Regions from separate parts of the Homo sapiens genome. Here region 2 is linked to region 1. The links are chromatin contacts, found by Hi-C in ENCODE. All regions are on one chromosome and are shown on one strand. Each heading gives the region's core, a stretch centred on a gene start or an enhancer-like site at or near the end of the contact. The rest is flanking DNA. Distances are from core to core; before and after follow the strand shown.

What was found. Hi-C counts contacts between places; a loop is a spot of excess contacts on that map. Pooled maps may share reads with other maps.
Region 2: a map with no recorded cell type shows a loop between it and region 1 (2.7-fold over the local background). The contact joins two enhancer-like sites. A Hi-C loop is called at or near these places in 2 of 37 single-sample maps with no recorded cell type and 3 of 50 pooled maps.

What each region holds. Positions count from the first base shown.
Region 1 is chr1:30,882,663-30,890,633 of GRCh38, reverse strand. The region is part of intron 1 of SDC3 (syndecan 3); the gene reads left to right. Among named protein-coding and RNA genes, the nearest start is that of SDC3, 22 kb to the left of the region's middle. RefSeq lists enhancers at 1,866-1,925, 2,106-2,165, 4,358-4,858. Within about 2 kb of position 4,938, at least 3 of the 41 ENCODE cell types and tissues checked have a DNase peak (open chromatin) inside an H3K27ac peak, as active enhancers do.
Region 2 is chr1:31,418,200-31,426,170 of GRCh38, reverse strand. It overlaps SERINC2 (serine incorporator 2), which reads right to left. Exons shown (of 10, transcript NM_178865.5): 2 at 2,317-2,478; 3 at 1,298-1,488; 4 at 762-841; 5 at 258-395. Among named protein-coding and RNA genes, the nearest start is that of SERINC2, 9.0 kb to the right of the region's middle. RefSeq lists enhancers at 826-1,387, 1,388-1,949 and a silencer at 2,422-2,521. Within about 2 kb of position 3,495, at least 16 of the 41 ENCODE cell types and tissues checked have a DNase peak (open chromatin) inside an H3K27ac peak, as active enhancers do.

The DNA.
Region 1 (7,971 bases), core at 3,689-6,188:
CATCTTGCCCATCTAAAGTATTTAATTCAGTGGTTTTTAGTATATTTACATAGTTGTAAAGCCATCACTAAATTTAGAACGTTTTTATCACCCCAGAAAGAAACGCTGTACCCATTAACAGTTGCTCCTTGTTTCTCCACAATCCCTGCAGGCATAGGCTGTCACTAATCTATTTTCTGTCTGTATGGATTTGCCTATCCCAGACATTTCATATAAATGGAATAATATAATATGTGGTCTTTTGTGGCCAATTTCTTTCACTTAACATAATGGTTTCAAGGTTCATCCACACTGTAGTATCAGTATTAGTTCATTTGTTTATTTTTGAGACTGAGTTTTGCTCTTGTTGCCCAGGCTGGGGTGCAATGGCATGATCTCGGCTCCCTGCAACCTCTGCCTCCCAGGTTCAAGCAATTCTGCCTCAGCCTCCCAAATAGCTGGGACTACAGGCACGTGCCACCACACCTTGCTAATTTTGTATTTTTAGTAGAGATGGGGTTTTACCATGTTGCCCAGGCTGGTCTCGAACTCCTGACCTCAGGTGACCCTCCCACCTCGGCCTCCCAAAGTGTTGGGATTACAGGTGTGAGCCACCATGCCCAGCCTCAGTATTAGTTTTTTTTTCTTTTGCCAAATAATATTCCATTGTATGAACATACCACATTTTATTTATTCATTCATCAGCTGATGGATATTTGGGTGGTTTCAATCTTTTGGCTATTATGAATAATGCTACCTTTTTTGGTGTGTGGACATATATATTTTCATTTTTCTTGAATATATACCCTAGGAGTAGAATTACTGAGTCATATGGAAACTCCATTTAACATTTTGAGAGACTGCCAGCCTCTTTCCTAAAGCGGCTGTGCTGTTTTACATTCCCACCAGTGGTGTGTGAGGGTTCCGATTTCCCCACGTCCTCGCCAACGCTTGTGATTATCTGACTTTTTGATCACATTCATTCTTGCATCCATTCATCCCTCAAGTATTTATAGAACATCTATATTCAACAAGGCAGAAGGCCCACTGCAGAGCTGGGAAGGGAATTTATCCCTTGAAGAGTTGTTTAGAAGATTCCATGGCATAATATCTAGAACAACCCCCACCAAGCTCAGCACATAGTAGATGCTCAGAGACGGGAGACAGGGAGCATCAAGGAGAGGATCTGGGGGTGGTCAGCAACCATGGGGCCCCCGGGAATGGAGGAAAAGAGGATGGAATTTGTACGTGCTGACCACGTACTGTGTGTGGGAACCAGTGCTTCAGTCCTTATGACCCTCTGGGCCATATCATTGTTCCATTTGCAGATGGTGGAACTGAGGCTCAAGCCAAGCAGCTTGTTCTGGGTCACTAGGCTGAGAAGTAGTCAGACTGTGGGCTGAGAGCCTTGTTTGGATCATCTTATTTAATCCTCCCAACCCCTGAGGTCAGTCCTATTACTATACCCATTTAGTAGGTGAAGAAACTGAGGCTCAGAGAGGTAGACTGACTTGCCCAGAGTCGCGTAGCTGGTGAAGTTCTGTCCTGGGATTTGGAGCCACATAGTCGAGCATCAGAGTCCCTGCTGTGTCTCCCAGGCCTCTGGAGGGGAGGGTGAGGGCTTGGACATGTCTGCTCCCTCCTTCCCTCCCTTTCTCACCCCACTGTGTCCCACAGAGCCTCATCTTGGGTTGGAGACAGTCCTGGGGCAAGTGTGGCCCTAGGCTGGCTTTTGAGGGCCCTGCCAACCCTTCTTCCAGCCTTTTTGTCTGATGCCTTGCTCTGTGCCTCAGTTTCCCATCTGGGTGATGGTGGTGGTGACTTCCAAGGCTGCTGTGGCTCAGATCATCTGAGTCTGGCTTGTTCTGTCCCTAGAAGAGGAGCAGCCGAGAAGCCAGTGGGACTGCTCCAGGCTGGGGGCGGGGAGTGGCATCTCCACTGTGTGTGAGTTTGGGCTGGTTATAAATAACCCAGCAAACAGGAGGGTGCGGGGAACCACAGCCCGCCTCCTCAGGAGGAGAGGCCTGGACACACACACACATTCTTACAGACAGGGCCGTTTCAGTTATGTGTGTGTGTGTGCTGTGTGTGCCCAGGGTGTATGCTCAGCATGTGTGTGGGGAGGGCTTTGGGGAGCCGTCAGAGCTGTGCAGGCTCCCGGGACAGCTGGAAGGTCTGGGCCTGCTCAGGCTGACTCCAGCAGGTTCTCTTCAGTTCCCTGGAGGAGGCTGGGGTCAGCCCAGCAGAGCTCTAGGGCTGGCGAGGTCCCTGGAGCCCCCTCACCTGGCTTCAAGTGATTCCAAGGTCAGGCTGAGGATCCTTCTGCTCTTAGGGGCCTCCATGTGCTCCTCCAGCCCCTTCCCACTGCCACGTCCCACCCTGCCTGCTCTCCCTGTCCCTGCTCCAGTCCTGAATCCCATCCTGACTCTCCGGCTGAGCTCACTGACCTCTAGCAAGTCGCCTGGGCTTTCTGCCTCTGTGGAGTAAGGAGGCCCATTTCACTGGCTCCTGAGAAGGTAGAGTCCAGTGCTTAGTGTGTGCTCAGTGAAGGCTGCTTTCTTCCAGTCCTGGTTGAGAAATGGCCAGAATGTATGCTCCACTGGGAGCCCACTGATCTGCATATTTGCATATAATTTACATAAACATTTTGTGACAAAATATGCTGGGATCAGTGTCTGTTTCTCTTCCCTCCTCCCAGCTCACTTGGAGTCCTCCTGGCTGGATTTTGGAGGGATCAGAGAGAACTCTTGTTCATTCCTCGGTTTTACACACAGGGAGACTGAGGCCAGAGAAGAGCAGGGCCTGCCTTGGGATCCCATAGCGATTGGGAGCAGGAGGCAGGTGATGCAGATCTCTGGGGGATGATGCAACCCACAGTATTCACTGAACAAAGACTGATGGAGGCTGACTGTGTTCCAGAAGCAGTCTGAGCCCTGGGGTTAGAGAAATGACCACACAGACCCAGTCACTGCCACCAGGAGCAATTGGAGGGGGAGACAGACACATTCCTCTGAAGCCCGGAAATAAACCAGCCAATTTTCAGGCAGTGGTAAGCGATTGAGGACTAGCCCTGGTTTTGCAGACTAGCTGGGCACGTGGGGACGTCGTTTGGGTGGATTTGGTGGTTCAGGGAGGTGAGCTTTGAGTGGGGACACAGTGTCATGTCCCAGTGCCTACTAACTGCCTATCACCACTAGGCACGTGACAGCTGGTATCTCTGTGTGTTGGGGATCATTATTCCCGTTTCATAGGAGGACAGAGCGAGGCCCAGTGAGGCGAAGGGATGTGACCAGGTAACCAGTTTGGGAGTGGGAAGCCAGGGCGGGAACACCTAACTCCACACCAGGTTGTTCCTCGGAGACTCCTGGGCCCCAGGAGCGGGCAACCCTTGCCGTGTTTGCTGGCAGTGACCGTCATGGAGCCTGGAGACAGACTCCTAGAGGCACCTGCTGGTGAGTCATGGTGGGGGCAGGGGGTGCCTACCTGAGCTGGGCCACCTGTCGTGTGAGTGCGCCTTGTCCTCCATTTCTACTCACTCCCAGGCTTTCAGGCTGTCTCTGTGCAGGGAGCTGAGTGTGAGGTGGTGCTGGTCTCTGACATTTGCCCTGCTTTTGAGAGCCTTCTGGTAGGGGAAACTGATTAGGGCTAGGAGCAGGTGTGCTCTGCAATCCAAAGGGCATGGTCTTTGGGGTTCAGCTAATCTTGGGTTCAAATCCTGGCCCATTGCTGTGTGACTTTGAGCCAGTTGCTTCACCTCTCTGAATTTTAGTTTGCCCATCTGTGAAATGGGAATGGCAATCCCTTTCTGGTCAAGTGAGAAGAGAAATGAGGCAATGTGCATATAAGGAACCTGGCACTTAGTGAGGGCTCCCTCCGTCGGGGCTGTGATCATTTTCATAAGGGATGGAATGGCCCAGCCTTTTCCAGAAAAGTGCTCAGTGGAAGGAGTCTTGAATCACAAACTGGCATTCCCTGCAGGCATTCTCAGGGGTTCAGGAGTTCACTGAACACAGGATTTAGACTCAACAAGGCCAGAATTCAACTCCTGTGTGACCCCACTGGTGGCTTAACAGGCTCAGTCTCCTCATCTATAAATGGAGACCATATTATCTGCTTCCCAGGGCAGCTGAGTGGTTTCACTGAGATCCAGTGGAAGGGCCTGTTAGAGTGATGGGAGCATGGTTGGTGGGCCTTCTCCCTTAGTAAATGACAACACAGTGGAGGTACTGAGTCCCCAAGAAAGGACTTCCTAATTTGGACCAGGGAGGTGGTTGGCGTGCGTATGTGACATTCAAGCAGGCTGACAAAGGAGGCATTGTGTGAGCTGAGCCAGCTTTGTGGGGACATATCTAGTGCCTAGGATGGTGCTTGGCACACAGTAGGAGCTTAATAACCATTGGTTTTACTGATTAACCAGCTGAGTAGGTGCTGGCCAGGCAGAGATGGTGGGGAAAGGTATTCCAGGAAGCAGGAACAGGCCTGAAGGAGCCCGTGTTCCCAGAACTGTAAATAGTTTTGTGTGGGAGGAGTATGGGGGTGGGCAGCTGGGAGTGGGGTGTGGGGGGTGCTGCTGGGTCTGGAAACGGGGCCTCAGTGGGTGGTCCTGCTCTCAGGCACGAGCTTGGGGACAGGCATCAATGAGCAGTGTGAGTCAGGGTGGCCAAGAGTGACGTGAGAGGGCAGGTGGCTGGGATTGATGGGGCGGTGACGGAGGCGTCCCAGCCCTGGGTTGAGGAGGGGGCCTGGCTTTCCCAGGGTTGCATTGTCAGCTTCTGTCTAGGCACAGGGGACAGAGTGGGCTGCTGTAGGGCAGCCAGTCTGCACCTCAACAGAGACTGGCCAGCCCGGCTGAGCCAGGAACAGGGCTGATGGGAGAAGGCGGGCGGGTGGGTGTCTGGGCACCACAGGCCAAGGTGGCCGCCAGACAGGCTGATGCCAGGGGAGGGAGCCAGGTCCTGCCAAGCCAGCCTGTCTGTGGTGAGACTCGGTTGGGCCGTGGGCCCTGCCAGCTCCCTCAGAGGCTTTTGTGTTCATTTCCTTTCCACCCCCCTTTTCAGTTTCCTCGTAAGGTCCCTCACGAACAGTCTCAATGGGGTCTCAGCAGAACCAGGGGACCCGGAAGTTTCACAGACCAGAGAACACCAGGGATGGAGACTCAGGGAGGATGTGCGCTCTCTAATAACAAAAGTGCTATGGGTTTATCGGAGAAATTGTGGAAAATACAGAAAGGTCCTGAGAAGAAATTAAAGCTGCCTGTAATCCCACCACCCAGAGAGAGCCTCTGGGAACCTTTAGTTATAATGCAGCATTTGGAAATTCACTTTGATAGTGAGTTCATTAAAACAGGATCAAGTTCTACATATTTTTTGTAACCTATTTTTTAAACATAATGATGATACTCATATTAATAGCCAGCATTTACTGAGCAATTTGTTAATGGGTGAACATGCCCAGCCTCCTTCTGTAAACCCCACGAGGTGGGCATTCTTATCTTTGTTTTACCAGTTAAAGCAGCCTGAGAGAGTTAAATATCTGCCCAAAGTCACATCGGAATTGAGAGAGCCATCTGCATATTCCTATCAACAGCTATACTGTCTTGTCTTCTGATGATCAATATGTGCATTTTCCTACATCCTTCAATATTCCTTGTAGCAAGTAAAAAAAAGCCTTCTATGACACATTTATGTCTTTTAATAACCTCATTAGACAGTGTAGATTTGTGAGAACTCAATTGTTGATAGCTGCGTAATATTCCATGTTATGGTTGTACCCTCATTTATTTAACTCGTCCCCTGTCGTTCAGTATGTGGGTTATTTCCATTTTTTCCCTCTCGTAAATTACATTGTCCTGGATCTCCTTGACCTAAGGATCAAATTCTTGGGAGTCCAGAGTGTCAGAATCAGAAAGGCCCTTAGACCACCATGCTTGGTTTTCCATTTTGCAAATGGGGCAAAGGAAAGGCAGAGAAGGGGGAAGAGGATTTGTCCACGGTCTTGGAGGCTGTGGGCGCCTGAGCCAGGGCTGCTACCTGCTCTCCTGTTGGGGCTGGGGTGGGGATGTGGGTGGAGGCAGGTGCCACAGTGGGAAAAAGGGCATCCTGGGGGGATGGTGGGAACACAGGGCTGGGTAGAGGGCAGACTGGAGGTGACAGGAGAGATACAGGCTTGGGGTAGGGAGGGCTCTGCTGCCATGATATCTTTGCAGAGGAGTTGACTGGGATGGGACAGGCCCAAAGGGAACATTTCCTGCCCTCTGAGCTGCCTTTGTAGATGGGAGTAGGGGGTGGGGATAGGTTTGGTTTGTGAGAGGCTTGAGTGTGTGAGTTGGGGCGAGTGGGAGGGTGTGTGTCTGGGCTTGGTGGATTTTTCTTGGGGGGGGTCTGTGGTGTTTCAGCTTGGCCTTCTCTGCCCTCCCCATTCCACTCCTCCCCGGGCTTCTGCTCTCTGGGACTTGGGCTCCATAGCCCCTTCCCCAGCAGGTGCAGTCCTCGTGCCCCTCATCTCCAGCCACAAGTGGGTGTGGGACTGCCGGCTTCCTGGCCAGGGCAGCTGTGGCTGGGTGGGGGTGGGGACTGAGACATCCCCCTCCTGGTCCCGGCTCCCAATTGTGCAGCCCCCTTGGCTGTCTTGCTGCCCGGAGCTTGGCCCCAGCCCACATTCCTGCGGTGATGCTCTGGGTCTCCGGGGTGGATCTGGTGAGCGTGAGGGGCACTGAGTTCTCACAGGACTGAGGGCTTTTTGGGGACGGAGCCTGCAGGGATCCAGAGGGCCATGCTGAGACACCCTCCCTCCCTGCCTCGAGGAGCTAGTAGTTACGTCGCTGTGTGTCTTTGGGCAAATCACTTTACCTCTCTGAATGCTTCGTGGCAGACTAACCCCGCCCCCTCCTTTCGTGATAAGCAAGGCTTTCCCCTCTCTGTGCCTCAGTTTCCACATCGGTAAAAGGGGAGAGTTGAACTCAGTGATCCCTCAGGCCCAGTGTAGCCTTGAAGTTGCAGCCTGAGGTGGGAAGTGCAGGCTGTAGGAATATAGACAAAGCCTTATACGGCTCCGACTGTGTGCAGGCATGATCTCACTTGATTCTCACAACTGCCCTATGAAGTATCATTGTTGGCCTCATTTAACCAAACAGGCTCAGAGAGGTTAAGTAACACATCCAAAGTCACCCAGCAAGTAAGCAGAGCTGAATTTGAATCCAAGACTGTCAGAACCTAAAGCTGGGCCCCCACCCCTTGCTCATGTCGCCTCTGGTCACCAGGAAAGTGAGGCCTGAGTCTGGCTAATTAGGGGAAGGAAGCTCGGGCAGAACTAATTACACTCGATTTTATTCTTGGCTTTTTGCAACATGATTAGCGCTGCACAGGGGTGCCGGGCTCCTGGCCCCCAGCCTGCTGACCTAATTTGTGTGCTTGTGTCTGTTTCTGTAACTTGCCCTTTCTCCCCCTTCATCCAACCTCTCTCTTTTTGTCTCTCTCTGCACTCTCCCCTGCTGTGTGGCCTTGGCAATGCCACTTAACCTCTCCGGGCATTAATCGTCTCATCTGCCTGGGTGTAGTCATCCCAATTTGGCTTCCCTCATGAGGAGGTTGAGGCTTACATGAGATAAAGGCTTCGAAATAATAATAGAAATTTTAACATAAACTAACAGCAATCGTGGCTACACTGATTTATTCATTTTTCACTTGGTGTCGGGTCCTGTGCTTAGCCCCTTCCCACAGCAATGCTATGAGCTGCGTAGTCTTCTCATCATCTCCATTTTACAGATGAGAAAACTGAGGTGCTGAGATTAAATGGCTTGCCTGACAGCCAACCGGGTAGTAAAGAGGAGCTGGTTCATTATGCTTTGCCTCTGTGCTGACCGGTTTCTCTAGGAAGGCTCATGGTGGTGTGGGGCTGGGCACGAGAGACCCCAAATTCTGGAGTGGGCTCTGAGAGAGGATGGGGTGGGAGGGATGCACTGGCCTTCCTGAACGTGTCCCCTGCACTCAGAGT
Region 2 (7,971 bases), core at 2,246-4,745, 540 kb before region 1:
TGGCCCACCCTGCAGGAACCCCCAAACAAGACCCCTCCAAGGCCTCTCCAGGTCAGCTCTCCTCGGATTCCCTGAAGTCATCCCAGGATCAGCTGGTGCCCCCCATCTCCCTGGGACAATTGGAATCTTGACCTAAGGCAGTGGCTGCTAGGGATGCCCCCCAGTTTTATCTAGCTTCAAGGACCCTCGATTTCTCAGGCAGCCCCAGCCCTGCCCAGGCTCGAGTCCCCACACGGAGGCAGGGTGGCAGCACTGACCTGCGTACCAGGCACGGGAATCGCACTCCTCGGCCTTGCCCAGCCACCGCTGGTTCCAGGAGTGCGCAAAGTCGATGAGCAGCACCAGCTGGATGAGGATGAAGAGGAAGGAGCCCACGACGCCGAAGTAGAACCAGACTGGGTGGGGAGAGGGGAGTGAGGCGAGGAGGGTCCCTCTCTCACATCTACTCGTTCAACAAGCGTTTTCTGCTACACCCTGCACCGGGGACACTGAGAAGAACAGAGTCCCTGCCCTCAGGGAGCCCCTAGCTACGCACAGAGGGCAGGATATGGGTCGGGGCAAGACAGCTCCCCCTACCCCTGGGTTGCACAAAGGCCGTGTGGCCAAGCACCACAGTGCTGTCTCACGGGTGGGGAGCGAGGACCTAGCCAGCAGCCAGGGGTCTGTGTGCCCCAGCAAAGAGCAGCCCCACCACGTTCCTCCAACCTGCCGCCCCACTTCCCTCCCCACAGCCCCCCATGCCTCCTGCCAAGTCCGCCTACTGTTGGTGAAGGAGCCGTCAGGAATGTAGAAGGCACCCACGGTGAGGCCCACCAGGATCAGGAACTTAAAGAACCAAAACCTACAGAAGGGGTCGGGGAATGGACAAGGAAGCTGAGTGCAGGCAGGGAAACTGGAAGCCAGACTGGGCCTGGCCCCAGAGCCCCCACCCACAAACAGCAGGTGCTGAGAGGGGTGAGGGTGGGCTTTCTGGTGGTCTGATAGGCACAGAAAGTCTCTCCTGGCCCTGGAAAAAACCCTAAGGGGCAGGAGGAAGGACCAAGCAGTGGTGAGGGTGGTCACCCAGGTCCAGCCCCAGCTGTGTCACTGAAGTGCTGCGGGGCCTGAGGCTTGCTGCCACCCTTTCTGAGCCTTACTCTTCATCTGAGAAATGGATATAACTCAGAGCTGTTCTCCATGCTGTGCCCTCCCGTGGCTCCTGAGTGGTGGGTAGGGTCTGCAGATCCCTGGACAGGCAGAGGAGCGGGCAAGGCACTGGGGGAAGGTCCCAGGGTGCAGGCAGGGACCCCTCTCTCACCCATTCTGGATGGCAGCCCGGGGGTCCCGGCTGCTGCTCACGCAGAGCATGAGCAGGGTGAAAAAGAAGAAGAAGGCCGCCGTGGCGAAGCACATGCGGTAGACAGCGCGGTAGCCAAGCAGGGAGCCACAGTCGATGTGGCCCTGCAGGACGGTGGGGATCCCGGCCCCCTCCTCACACACCCAGGGCAGCTGTGGAGACAGACAGAGCAGCGTCAAAGCCCCACCTCTCACAGAACCCTGGCAGCTCCCTTTATAAACCAGAGCCCTGGTCTCCCAAGGCCGGCCAGGAAAGAGGCTCTCCCAGCAGGGGCTGGACCAGACAGGGAGGGGAGCCCCTCACCTCTATCTCCACTGCCTCCGCCTCCATTCCTAGCCCTCTCTGGGCCTGAAGCCCTGGGAGGGAGCTCCCCAGTTACATCTTGTTATTGTTTATTTCCCACAGCCTCAGAAACTATTGCGCTGTCTAAAGCAGTGGTTCCCAAAGTGTTCTCCACCCACCACCTACATCAGAACCATCTGAGATGCTTGGGAAAACAGAGATTCTGTGGCCCCTCTCCCATGGAATAGAGCCTCAAGGTGGAGTCTGAGAATCTGCATTTCTACAAACTCCCCAGGGAATCTCATCTTTATACACACTAAAATGTGTATAAGGCACCTACGGTGATGCCCACGTCCCCCTGGGTCTGTGCTAGGCTGTAAAACACTGAGATGAAGGGAAGAGTTAGGAGCCCCAACCTGGGCTTAAGCACTAAGAGGGAGAAGAGCATCCCCTAGGCCAGTGTCCAGGGGGCGATAATGATTAATAAGATTTTCCAAGGAGACTGTGGCCTAAGAGAAAGAAGAATCCCCCCAAGAGGCTCAAGCCCTCCTCCCCTCATTTCCAACCTCAGATCATCAGTGCACCCAAACACCCTGCCTCCTCTTCTGGATAAGCTGTGACCCCAAGCCTGGGCCCTCTATCCTGGAGCCACTGACGCCCCTCGCTGGAGGCCGCCCTGCCTCCCCTGGGGCACTCACCTTGTAGAGCTGACTCTCCACGCCCGGGCTCAGCATAATGATGGACACCAGCACCCCCAGGAAGAGGAAGAACGTGAAGATGAGGCGGCTCACGGTGGAGTTGCGGCTGGCGGGGCAGCAGCTGCACAGGATGCAGGGGGCAGAGCCGCAGAGGCAGGACGCCTGCGGGAGGGCACTGTCACTCTTCCCTCTCCCCTTCACCGCCCAAGCGCGCACCTCTCACCACCTGCCCAGAGGTCGGCGCATCTGTGCTGCGCTAGGCAGGAGCACACTGTTCCCCAGACACCAGCCCATTGAACTTTCAGGTCCGAGAGGGAGGCTGGGTCATATAGGGCTACACAGCCAGTAACCACAGAACCCAGATTCAAACCTGGGTCTATCTCCAGTGATACTGTGGCTTGAAAGCGAGAGCTAGCCGAGGTCACGCTGTTTCTTTCTTACAGGGAGGGAGAGTAGTTTAAAAAAAAAAATCACAAGGCCAGCTGTCACCGATTACCTTCGTGACCTTATACAACTCACTCAACCTCTCTGTGCCTCAGTGTCCTCTTCTGTAACATAGTGGTATGTACTCCTCACAAAGCAGTTGTGAGAGTGAAACAGAAATTCCACATTGTAGCCCCCTTGGGCTCCCTTTCCCCTTCCCCACTTAATTTTTCCCCGCGGGACTTCTGCCATCAGCGAGGCTTTATGTTTTGTCGGCCTCCGCTTTCCAGCGGGGCAGGAATTTTTGCGTTTTGTTCATTGTGGTATTCCTAGAAATTCGAACAGTGTCTGTCACACAGCAGGAGCTTACAGGCTATCTGTTGAAGGAATATGAAGTGTTTGGCATAGTACCAGTCACATGTTAAGACCTCAGAAAACAGCAAGTGCAGAATAAACACCAGTTGGATAAACGGAATGATTTTCGGCTCTGAGGCTATACCAGCACTAGACAGCAGGTGGCGGTCTAACCCTTTCCCTCTCCAGGGTCCTCTGCCCCAGTTGCGGTCAGCCCTTCCCCTGGCCTGGCTGAAATCATTCAGGGGCTGGTGATGACACACTATGCCACACCTGAAAAGGAGACTCACCCTCCTGGGAGCCCAGTCCACAGCCCAGCCTTTAAAGAAACAGGCCCCACATCCAGATACCTCTGGTAAACTTTATCTTCCCCCAAACAGCCCCTACTCCTCACCCAGGGATTTAAGAGCCTGGAGAGCAACAGACATAGGCCTTGCCTTCCTGGAGCTTACACAAGCAGGAAAAACACTAAACAAATCATGACTCACATCGTGACAAGCGCTAAGAAGGACACGTACCCACTGCCAGAAAAGTGCTAATGCAGCCTAGGTTTGATTGAGGGTGGCATGTCAGGGAAGCCCTCCTTGAAGAAGTGACTTTTAAGCTGAGAGCAGGCCAGGTGCAGTGGCTCACACCTGTAATACCAGCATTTTGGGAGGCCAAGGCAGGAGGATCGCTTGAGCACAGGAGTTAGAGAATAGCCTGGGCAGCATAGCGAGACCGTATCTTTTAAAAAGAAGGGTTTTCTTCTTTTCTTCTTTTTTTGTTTTTTTTTTTTTGAGACAGGGTCTTGCCCTGTCACCCAGGCTGGAGTGCAGTGGCGCAATCTCAGCTCACTACAACCTCTGCCTCCTGGGCTCAAGCCATCCTCCCACCTCAGCCTCCTGAGTAGCTGGGACTACAAGCACACGCCACCATGCCTGGTTAATTTTTGTATTTTTTGTAGAGACGGAGTTTCACCACGTTGCCCAGACTGGTCTCAAACTCCTGGGCTCAAGCAATCTGCCCACCTCAGCCTCCCAAAGTGCTGGGATTACAGGCGTGAGCCACTGCACCTGGCCTTTTAAAAAGAAATATTTTAAAATAAAATAATAAGCTGAGAGCAGAGGGATGAGGAGACACTGCCAGACCAAAGGGAGGAAAGAAAGTTCTAGACAGGTGGCTCTGGGGTGGGTAGGGGCTGGGCATTTGAGGAATTTAAGAAGGCCCTCGTGGCCAAAGCTTGGTGAGCAGACAGTCAGCGGTGAGTATGAGGTCAGACAGGCTGGCAAGGCCAGACCACATAGGCACCAGCAGTCAGGAACAGGACACTGGTTTTCATCCTAAGAGCGGTGGGCACCCACTCGAGGGGCTGGAGCCAAGGGTCAGGAATTGAAAGATGAGCTTTGAAAAGAGCAGGCTGGCAGGGGCCCCTTGCTCCTCAGAGACCTCTGCTTTTCTTTCTGGACTGGTCACAAGGCACACAGCACACCCTGCTGGCGGGCATCTGCCTCCCCTCTTACTCTCCCCCAAACTAGAAATGCTCCTCGCCTATCTCTCGTTCACACAGATGCTAAACAAAATGCTTTGGAAACGAAACTATTCCTCATGGTCTAAATTGAAACAGTCCACCTGTCCAGCAACTTCTGGTTACATCTTGCAGCTGCCACCCCAAGACCTGCCTCCTATCCATGGCTGTCCTTGGTGGGTGAGAGGATAAGAAAAGCCTGAAAAATGTTTTAGAGGCCATAAAGCAGTGGTCCCAAACCTTTCTGGTACCAGGAGCCAATTTCAGGGAAGACACTTTTTCCACAGATGGCAGCAGGGGTGCTGGCAGGGGGCAGATATGGTTTTGGGATGAAACTGTTCCACCTCTGATCATCAGGAATTAGATTCTCATAAGAAGCACGCAACTTGGATCCCTCGCATGCACAGTTCACAATAGGGTTCGCACTCCTATGAGAATCTAATGCTGCCACTGATCTGACAGGAGGCGGAGCTCAGGCGGTAATGCTTGTTCACCTGCTGTTCACGTCCTGCTGTGTGGCCCAGTTCTTAACAGGCCATGGATAGATACTAGTCCATGGCCCAGGGGTTGGGGACCCCTGCTATAAAGAACATTCTGGGTATCAGTTAGAGCAGCTTATTAGTCCCATTTTACAGACGTGGAAATTGAGACCAGAGGGACTAAGAGACTTACCAGAGGTCACACAGCAAGTTGATAACAGCACTGAGATTCAAGTAGTATTAGTGGCAGCTACCATTTACGAAGGGTTACTCAGTCCCAGGCACTGTGATAAGCACTTTATCTACATTAAGCTTCACTGATGCTATGAATTGTGTGGTAACTTTCCATTTTCAAATGGGAAAACTGAGACAGAGAAGTGGCATGACCAAGGTCACACAGCAAGTAAGCTGAGGAGCTGGGATGCAAATTCAGATCTGTGTGCACCAAGGGCCAGGCTCTGCCTACAGGACTACACTAGTTCCAGCTCGCTAATTCACTGATGGTCATCTTATTTAATTTAAATACATCCCAGTGATGAAAAAACAAACAAACAAACAACAAAAAACCCAATACCAGAAAACCAAGGGAGGCCAGTGGGTACTGATCTCAGGAGCCAGGTGCCCAGGTGCCCTGTCAGGTCCTGATGCTGGCTTGTTACCATTTAATTTCAATTTGAGACATCTGAGACACAAGAAAGCTGTTCCGCTTTCAGAGAGCTTGGCCTTTCAGTTCGCTCTGGTTCTTAAACATCAAAATCCAGGTGTTCCTAATGCCTGAAATCTCAGGATTTCCAAGGGCCTGATCAGCAGCCAGAGAGACCAGGTCAAAGAGAAAAACACACACTGCTTCCAGAGCATCCTTGGAAATGTTTGTCCACCTTGCTCCATTCACCCCACCCCAGAATGGCTCCTACAAGAACCTCTTCCATTTGACCAAAATGTCATTTTATATATATTTAAATCTCTTCCTACAGAAATGCCAGACCATTGGAGTAAGGGCAGATGTGTGCACATATATACAAACACATGGAAATTCATTGTGGCACTGATCATAATAGGAAAATAATAGGGGGAAAAATTTTTGAGACAGGATCTCGTTCTGTCACCCAAGCTAGAGTGCAGTGGTACCATCTCGGCTCACTGCAACCTCCACCTCCGGGGCTCAAGCAATCCTCCTACCTCAGCCTCCGGAGTAGCTGGGACCACAGGCACCAGCCACAATGCCCAGCTAATTTTTCTTTTTGGTTTCTTGGTTTTTGTTTCAAGAAAGGATTTGGCTCTGTCACCCAGGCTGGAGTGCAGTGGTGTGATCTCAGCTCACTGAAGCCTCAACCTCCTGGGCTCAAGCGATCCTCCTACCTCAGCCTCCCAAGTAGCTGGGACCACAGGCATGCACCACCACACCCAGCTAATTTTTGTATTTTTTGGTAGATACAGGGTTTTCTCATGTTGGCCAGGCTGGTCTTGAACTCCTGGGCTCAAGGGATCCTCCCACCTTGGCCTCCCAAAGTGCTGGGATTATAGGCATGAGCCACCATGCCTGGCCATTAGGGGAAAATTGAAAATAACAAAACGCCCATCAATACATCATGGTATTCCATAAAACGGATTTCTCTGCTGAATGGGGCAAATATGTAGGTAACACTTAACTTGGGTACATTTCATTGTATACAAATAATACTTCAATTAAGTTAAATTTACAAATATAAAAATAAAGATTTTTATATAAAGAAAAAACTTAAATAAGCTTTAGGTTTTGTGAGCCTATTGGAGTCTCAAGAAACTACAAAAAACCTAAATGTCTAACACCTGGGGACAGCCGTGGCCCTTTCACTCCATGGAATGCTACAGAGCCAGAAAGATGAATTCCCTGGCTACAGAGCCACATGGAATAATGCTCATGATGCAGTGTGAAAGGAAGGCAGACTGGAAAGCTGTTCCCACACTACGATTACAACCACTCCCCTCTTCCTGCAGATGCACTCAAGGGCAGCAACAGAAAAGCCCCAGAACACTTACAGTGGCTGAATCTTAGTACCAGCCCAGGTTCTCAGAATGGAGAACTCAGAATTTAAGAAGCCCCAGGCCTCAGAGCCTTACAGCTGCAAGGTTCCTTGGCATTCAACCAATCCATTCTCTTTCCAATGAAGAACCACCCAGAAAGCATCTGGCCATCCTCTGCTGCTTGCACACTGCCAATGACAAGGAGCTCACTACCTCCCAAGGCAAGGCAGACAGCTCTGGAGCCATGAGTCGTTTGGCATTATGTGAACAGGCTGTCACTGAGTCATTCACATTGTCTCCTGGTTGTCCTCAGAGCCAGGGACAGAAGTTCTTAGAACCACTCATAGGGTGTTGGGTGGGTAAGGGAGGCAGCTGAGGGCTGGATGAATTTTTCTATTTAAAACAAACTGGCTGTCTGGGCGTGGTGGTTCATGCCTGTAATCCCAGCACTTTGAGAAGCCAACACAGGCAGATTACCTGAGATCAGGAGTTTGAGACCATCCTGCCAACATGGTGAAACCCCGTCTCTACAAAAAATACAAAAATTAGCCAGGCATGGTGGCAGGCATTTGTAATTCCAGCTACTCAGGAGGTTGAGGCAGCAGACTCGCTTGAACCCGGGAGGCAGAAGTTGCAGTGAGCTGAATCGCGCCAATACACTCCAGCCTGGGTGACAGAGCATGAGTTCGTCTCAAAATTTAATAAAATAAAATAAAATAAAGTGGCCCTCCACTTCTGGATATATATCCAAAAGAAATGAAGCAGGGACTCACATATTTACACACCCATGTTCATAGCAGAATTATTCACAGTAGTCATAAGGTGAAAACAAGCTAAATGTCCATTGGTGGACGAGATGAATGGATAAACAAAATGTGGTATATCCAT